Linked DNA regions of Homo sapiens: region 2 is linked to region 1. Evidence: chromatin contacts called from ENCODE Hi-C or POLR2A ChIA-PET data. All regions are on one chromosome and are shown on one strand. Each heading gives the region's core, a stretch centred on a gene start or an enhancer-like site at or near the end of the contact. The rest is flanking DNA. Distances are from core to core; before and after follow the strand shown. Region 1 overlaps LOC105378977 (a long non-coding RNA gene). Region 2 has its middle 110 kb from the start of LINC01948.

Region 1 (3,926 bases), core at 4-2,503:
TATAACTTCTCTTTTCCTTATGCCCCATCCAAACCATCCTCTACACTTAAGCACAAGTGAATTTTTAAAAACACAAATCTGAAAGTGTAACTCCCCTGCCTAAACCTTCCACTGGCTTGCTATTGCTGTTGTACTTAAGATAAAACCTCAAGTCTGCCACATGGTCTGGCTGTTGCCGACCTCCCCAGGCACTCTGCGTGCCGCTCTCCCCACCACTCTCCGCCCTCCTTTCCACCCTCTGTTCTGGCTATGAGTCTTCAAGTAAGTCATTCATTCATGTACATATAGTATAAGTATGTATGTATGTAGACATATACGGAAGCAGATAACCAAGTTAGATATCCGTTTGACTAGAAAGCTCTTTCCCCTGTAATGTGTATGCCTAACTGCAATTTTTTGTTCTTCTGACACACACAGAAGCCTTCTCAGACTCTCTCCCTTTAATTATGTTCCCCTTATTAATTTTTCATAATTCTCATAACATTATTTTCACCTTAATAGCTCTTACTACAAATTATATGTGTGTGTATGATTCATGTGTATATATATATATTCATATTAAAAGATCAATTAGTGTTAGCTTTTAAACTAATGTAAGAGTCTTTAGAAACAGGCAAACAGATTAGAAACACTTTTCTTCCTTTTTTACTTCCTTCCTTTTCTTTTTTCCTTCTCTTTGCTTTGTTCTTTTCTCTTTTTTTTTTTAAATACAGGCATAAATATAGAAGGGAGGATCATATATATGTGTGTGTGTGTGTGTGTGTGTGTGTGTGTGTGTATATATATATATATATGTATATGAATCATAGTTTGCCTTTTTGCTCCTCCACTAAATTGTTAGCTCTAAGAAGTGGGACATGTATGCTTTGTTCTCTGCAGTAAATTCAGTTCCCCAACCCCAGATATTCTGGGATTTGATTGGTCAGGGGTGGGGTGGGGTCTGAGCACCGGCCTTTACTGAAAGTTCCTCACATGGTTCTCATGTACAGCCAAGTGGAGACCTGTTTATCTAACCCACCTTCATCATTTTAAGAAGGAAGGAGCTGAGGCCCAGAGAGGTCACCTGACTTGGTCAAGGTCTCTTGGAGCTGGCTATAAGCAGATTGAGACAAGGACTCAGTTCTTTTAGGGCCTGGTCTCTTTGCACACTATAATGTCCCTTCACTTAAGTTGGAGAAGCTTTATCACTGAGTAGAGAGAGGTTTCTTTCATATTTTTGCATTCTTGGAGGATGACTAACTCATGCTTGTTAGCCTGGGACTTTCCAGGTTTTAGCGCTTTAGGTCCTGTGGGTCTCAGGTAAAGGAAACAAAAATATGCCACTCCAAAATATACTTCTTTGGTATATTTTGATATGACTATTCACAGGAACTGCAAACCACAGGAAAAGCTTTGAAAAGCTGTCTTTTGGGGAGGCGGGGAGATTTGCATCTGTAGAGGAAATCTACATTAGTGAAATGAAGTTAACAGCAGACACAAACAGGGTTTTATAAGGCCTCCCTTATCCAGACCTAGGAAAGATTAAATCACAGGAAAGAGGGACTAAAGTTCTGACACTTCAAAAGGTCTGACAGATAAAGTTTTACCACATAAGAGCAGGATACTGTCTGTTCTTTCCGAGGGCTGCTATCCATGGGGCTCTATCTGCATAACAAGATAGCCTTTGCTCACCATGCCTTTTCTCCCCTCTTCCTCCAATAACTTGTCTTGCCATGCCCCAAGCCTCTATTCCTTGCTGTATGGTATATAACCTTCAGCCATCTGGCTTTCCATTGAGTCTCATACTTTGTGTGTGGCTTCTGTGTCCATATGCACATTAATAAAATTTGTACACTTTTTTTTCCCTGTGAATCTGCCTATTGTTAGTTTGTTTTATAGACTCAAATTATTTAAACTTCAGAAGCAAGAGCGAAGGAAATTCTCTTCATCCCTACCCAGGCAAGCTGAGATGGTTGACATCACTGTTTGCACAATCACTAAGTCCAGGTTAGGAAAGAGAAGCAATGCCATACGGTGATTGAAACCCAAATTCTAAAGCTAGACTCACCTAGGTTTGAACCGTGACTTGTCAATTAGATGATGACCTCAGGCAAGCTTCAGTTTCTTTATGTGTAAGAAGGGAGAAATAATGTTGTATGCCTTAAACAGTTGTTGTGAAGATGAAATTAGCTAATATTTGTAAAGCACTTAGCACAAAACATTGTTCATAGTAAAAGATCAATTATGGTTAGCTTTTAAATTGATGTAAGAGTCTTTAGAAATGGATAAAATGATAGATATACTTTTCTCCCTTTTTTCTTTCCTTCCTTTTTCTCTTTCCTTCTCTTTGTTCTTTTTTCTTTTTAAAATGCAGGTGTAAATATAGAAGGGAGATGTGTTTCTGAAGGTCTAGCAATTGCTAGAGCACTAAAATACCTCTTTTTTTTTTTTTTTAACCAGCGCTCATTACTGTCTGTCAACTCTAAATGCCACCCAGACATTTCTAGGTAGTGCAATTTTGCCCTGCCAAGTGAAAGCATTTCATGACGCTCAATCATTAGGCAGCTATTTAAAACAATTTTCTTTCAGAGCTTCTCCTTCCCTTGGGCATTCATGCTGAAGACTCTGTCAAAGTGCCTATTTCCTGGAATCTGGCTATAGCAGACTTCCCAGAGGTTGGTACACCAGACTAATCATTTTTCTAAGGCAGCACTGGAGCCCTCAGGATACCAGTTGAATCTGATCCACATGGTAGCTCTGGGAACACAAAATGCTAATGATGTGGAACTTAGGCCACTGGTATTTATTCTATTGTTGTTTGCTTATTTATTTATTATCCGTGCAGGCCAACCAAAAGATAAATTTGGGACCAACCTCAAACAAGGTAATTGGAGTGTTCATTCAGTAGTCTTAGCTTACTTGTACTGGCCATCTTTATGTCTTTAGTGAGTCCATATTAGAAATGACGGTGTCTTTTTAGAAGGATGAACTAAGCAGAAATGTAGAAAAATCAGAATTTTTGAGATTCAACTTTGAAGACAACCTCCTCCAATTCCTTGGAGAGTATTTTGCTCATTTAATACTTGGTTACATTGTAACATTTTGCAACCCACCAGGAAATCACTCTAACAGTAACTGCTCGTCAAACAGTGACAAGAGGATTTGGGGAAGGCAAACAGCTGCAGATTCAGATGTGGGAGGGAGGTGGGCAGATGATGGGGGAATGAATCTTGAGTGTCCACATGCCAGGGAGAGGCTCAGCCAGGAATGACACTCCAGGGTGACTGACAGTCAATGAAACTTGCCATTCTAATCAGCAATAAAAAGGAATGAGCTGTTGCTATACACACAACAGGGATGGATATTAAAATAAATGTGCTGAGAGAAAGAAGCCAGACCAAAAAAAAAAAATAGTGCCTACTGCCTTTCATTTATATACAATGCTAGAAAATGGAAACTATTTCACTGTGACAGAAAGCAGATTAGTAGTTGTCTGTGACTGCACTGCCACCATTCAACCTGTTTCTTAGGTCAGTAATTTGGCATCACCTTGAATCTTCCTTCTCGCTCTCGCTCCTGGTGCCCATTGACTCAGTAGACAGGCCCTAAAGAGTCTACCTTGTAAATTTTGTTCATAATCACCCTTTTCTCACTGTTTTCATGGTCACTTTCTTAGGTCCAATCTTCATACATCTTTTCTATTTCTTATTTGTAGTAGTCTCTAAATGGTTTCCTTCCCTCTATTTCCTGCCTATTCTAATTTATCCTTCATACTGTTTTCTGAATAACCATAAAATATTTTCTATCTTTAAATATAAAAAACAAAATTATAAAATATTTAAAAAATCATTTAAAATGTGCATAGAATTACAAACACTTCAGTGCCTATAACCCAAGATTAAGGACTGTTCACATTTTGGAATTTGTCTTTTGTGTATTATTATAAA
Region 2 (3,983 bases), core at 629-3,128, 46 kb after region 1:
ACCACTCCCTAATCTCAAGTACCCAGGGACACAAACACTGGGGAAGGCCACAGGGTCCTCTGCCTAGGAAAACCAGAGACCTTTGTTCACTTGTTTATCTGCTGACCTTCCCTCCACTATTGTCCTATGACCCTGCCAAATCCCCCTCTGCGAGAAACACCCAAGAATGATCAATTAAAAAAAAAAAAAAAAAAAGAAAGTTTCATTTCTTCCATATCCTCATCATTTGGGTGTGGTCAATCTTATTAACTTTAGCTATTCTGATAGGTGTGCAGTGGTATCTCATTGCAACTTTAATTTGCACTTCCCTAATGACTAACAATGTTGAGCATTTTTTCATGTGCTTATTGCTATCTTTGTATCTTCTTTGGGAAGACTGAGGACACTTAGGTGAAACAATGGCTTGGGTAAAAACTCTCCCAAAGTCAGAGCTACTTGTGAAGTTTCCTGCTTCAGCTGTTCTAGACAATGGTACTAAAGGGCTGAGGTGGGTGTGCTCTTTCTTGACAGTGACTATGATAATGACCCTCTTTTTAAATGTTTTGGGCTTTATCACCCATTCAATCTCTTGTGCAGTTTTGAAATCAGGTTGTTTACTTTCTTACTATTGAGCTTGAGAGTTCTTTATAGAGTCTTGATTCAAGTCCTTTATCAGATTTATGACATCTGATATGATTTCAAATATTTTCTCCTGGTCTGTGGCCTGTCTTTTCATTTCTCTTAACAGCATACTCAAAAATCAGAAGTTTTAAGTTTTATAAAATTCAAATGATCAATTTTAAAAAACGAGTCCTATTTTTGTTGCCATATCCAAGAAATCTTTGTGTAACGCAAGATTGCAAAGATTTTTCCTGTGTTTTCTTCTGGAAGTTTTGTACTTGTGGGTTTCATCTTTAGGCCTATGATCCATTTAAATTAACTTTGGTATATTGTGCAGAATGTGGATCAAAATTTTTATTTTTTATGTGGTTATTTAATTATTACAGCATATTTTGTTGTAAAAAAACTATTCTTTCTTCACTGAATTGCCTTTGTAATTTTGTTGAAAGTTGGTTGTCCATATGTGTGTGAGTCTATGTCTGGACTCTCCATTCTGTTCTGCTGACCTATCTTTACACCATTGCCACACTGTTTTGATTACTGTAGCTTTATAAATTAAAATCAGAGACCATTAGTCCTTCAATGCTGTTCTTGTTTTTCAAAGTTGCTTTGCTTATTCTAGGTCCTTTGTACTTTTATATACATTTTAAAATCAACTTGTCAATTTCTACAAAAATAGCCTACTGGAACTTTAATTGAGATTGCATTGAATGTATACGTCATTTTAGGAAGAACTGATGTCTTACCAATATTGAGTCTTCTGACTCATGAATATGATGTATCTCTCCATTTATTTCAAAATTTATTTTTTCTCAACCATGTTTTATGGTTTTATTGCATATATCTTGTACATATTTTATTGGATTTACCCTTATGCATTTCATATTTTTGATGCTAATAATGGTAATTTAAAAAATTTGTATTTCCAAATATTCATTGCTAAGCTGGTCTGGGTTTCAACTTTTAGATTTGTCTTATTAGATATTTCTGTATCCTCTCATTACTACTGGGTGAGCAGCTAAAGGGTGCTTATTTATTTTTAGAAACATATTGGCCAAATCCTACTTGCTTGGGCCTGGGAAAGGAAAGATCGGACCTGAGTCTGTTTTCACTACCTTCATGCAGGCAGAATCCTTTCCTGATATCTTTATATAAAGGCAACACTTCCATGTGGTTCTTTTCTGGAGCCTCCCAATTCTCTGCCATCCAAACAAAACCCACGGAGACTGAGCTGGCACAACTGTGACCACTTCGCTAATCACTTGGCTTTGGCTGCTGAAGGTCGTAGAGCTGCCTGGCAGGAAATGGGGCACAGACAGCAGGTGGCCCTGCCAGAGCAGCTGGAAAAGTGCTCTATTCATGACAGATTGTACATCATGAACCACAGTGACAGCATGGCATACCTGTCAGCCCCATGGCCGGCCGATTAGGTTAATTAAGGTTTTTGTCTTCAAGCATAATTGTTAGAGCTGTCAGCAGCATCAGTGATGCTAAAATGAAGAATCATATTTAGAGAGTGACACAGAAGATCCAAAAGAATGCTTGTACGAACATAGAAGGCTAAGAGGCAGCGGATTCATTTCAACCCCAGAACAACCTAATTCAAAAATATTGGGGGGAAAAGCAATCATGTTCAGTGGAGTTTATGGTGCTCTGAAAGCATATCTGACTAACATACAGTTGATACCTTGGAGGTTATCTTAGGAGTCCTACAGGTAAGTCTCGAGAAGATAATTCATTTTCCAAAAGCACCAGAACTACAGACTATTTAAGAACAGAACACGTGGAGTTTTAATTACTAATGTGCTTAGCACAGTGGCTGCCCACAAGGACTCCAGAGGCTAAGTAGGAAGTTTTACAGAGTGCATCATTGACTTTTAAAACTTTAGACTGAGGATTAAAATATTTATTTTAAGTAGAATTGGAAGTGTTAACTTAGTGCAATTGCAGAAGCAACAGCAAGGCATCCATGCTTCCAGCTGACTATGCTCATCCATGCCTGGGATTTCATAGATTTCTTTGGTTCTTTGACAACTACTGAGATTCTGATACCTTGAATGGGAGAATAAGTCATTAGGCCTTATCAGTCATTTACATGTTGTGAATGTACCCCAGTGTGAAAGAATTGATCCTAAAGCATTTTCTTCTGGCCCTTGGAGAACATTGTATAAGGGAGATCAAAGAACCTGAAGTGAGTGAAGAGAAGTGAGAGGGGGCAAAGGCATTTTTATAAAAGATGGAGAAAAAAAGAGACTAAAGACTCTAATTCAAATTTCACATAGGAACACATCAAAGTGAAATGGAAAAGTTCTCTGACCCTATCGCAGGACGTGTGACAGGGGTATGGCTCATTTATTTGGTCACCATGCCCAAACCCCTTAAGGAATGAGGAGCATGCAGGTGAGCTGGGGTGAGTGCTTTTGAGCTCTGACCCCACAGCAGTGCTAGGGGTGTTGCAATGCTCTTTTAGCCCTGCTGTCTAGGGATGGCTTAAGTGTTAAACAGCTCAGTGAAGAGTCAGTGTGACAGCCTTTTTGAGTTCCTGCACCCAGTGGGTCCTGAATTCTTGTCCAGCATCCAAGAAGAATCCAGATGGTAAATGCAGGGATTTTACTGAGTGATGGAGGTGGCTTTCAGCAGAATGGGGAGCTGGAGAGGGGATGGAGTGGGAAGATGATCTTCCCCTGGAGTTTGGCTGTCCCAAGGCCTATCTCATCTATGACTGTCCCCAGCTAAACTCCTCTCGACATTCTCCTCTCGACATTCAGATGCTTCCTCTCTTTTCTTCTTCTCTGCCTTGCTGCTCTGCTGCTCTGCCTTTCTGCTGCTCTTCTGCTCATGGAGCCTGGGGTTTGGGGTTTACGTGGGTACAGGATAGGGGGACATGGTGGGCCAAAATACAACATTTGGGCATGAAAACAAGAATGCCTGTTCTCATTTAGGGCTGCAGGTCCAGACTTGAGGGTGAGCCCTTGCCAGGGACCCTGCCCTCTAGCCTCCTGTTCGTATCAAAGTATCAAAGGACACTATCAAAAAGGTGAAAAGACAACCCACAAAATGGGAGAAAATCATATCTGCTAAGGATCTAGTATCCAGAATATATGAAAAATTCTTACAACTCAACAAAAAAAAGATCAAAAACGTGGTTAAAAAATAGGCAAAGGACTTGAATGAAGATTTCCCGAAAGAAGATATACAAATGGCCAGTAAGCACAGAAAATAGTGCTCAATATTATTAATCATTAAGAAAACACAAATCAAAATCACAACAGGGTGCTACTTCACAGCAACTAAAATGTCTATAATCAAGAAAACAAAAATTAACAAGTATTGACAAGGATGTGGAGAAATTGGAACTCTCATACATTGCTGACGGGAATGGA

Evidence for each region. A loop is a pair of places that touch in the nucleus more often than their neighbours do. ChIA-PET counts read pairs that join two places held with the same protein, here RNA polymerase II (POLR2A). Pooled maps may share reads with other maps.
Region 2: a map of Right ventricle myocardium inferior shows a loop between it and region 1 (11-fold over the local background). The contact joins two enhancer-like sites. A Hi-C loop is called at or near these places in 4 of 168 maps with a recorded cell type or tissue (CD8-positive, alpha-beta T cell, Right ventricle myocardium inferior, cardiac septum and 1 more) and 6 of 50 pooled maps. POLR2A ChIA-PET finds 5 or more read pairs at or near these places in 3 of 52 experiments (CD4-positive, alpha-beta T cell, activated naive CD8-positive, alpha-beta T cell and naive thymus-derived CD4-positive, alpha-beta T cell).

What each region holds. Positions count from the first base shown.
Region 1 is chr5:56,327,803-56,331,728 of GRCh38, forward strand. The region is part of intron 2 of LOC105378977 (a long non-coding RNA gene); the gene reads left to right. Among named protein-coding and RNA genes, the nearest start is that of ANKRD55, 96 kb to the left of the region's middle. Within about 2 kb of position 1,254, at least 8 of the 41 ENCODE cell types and tissues checked have a DNase peak (open chromatin) inside an H3K27ac peak, as active enhancers do.
Region 2 is chr5:56,373,298-56,377,280 of GRCh38, forward strand. No RefSeq gene overlaps it. Among named protein-coding and RNA genes, the nearest start is that of LINC01948, 110 kb to the right of the region's middle. Within about 2 kb of position 1,879, at least 3 of the 41 ENCODE cell types and tissues checked have a DNase peak (open chromatin) inside an H3K27ac peak, as active enhancers do.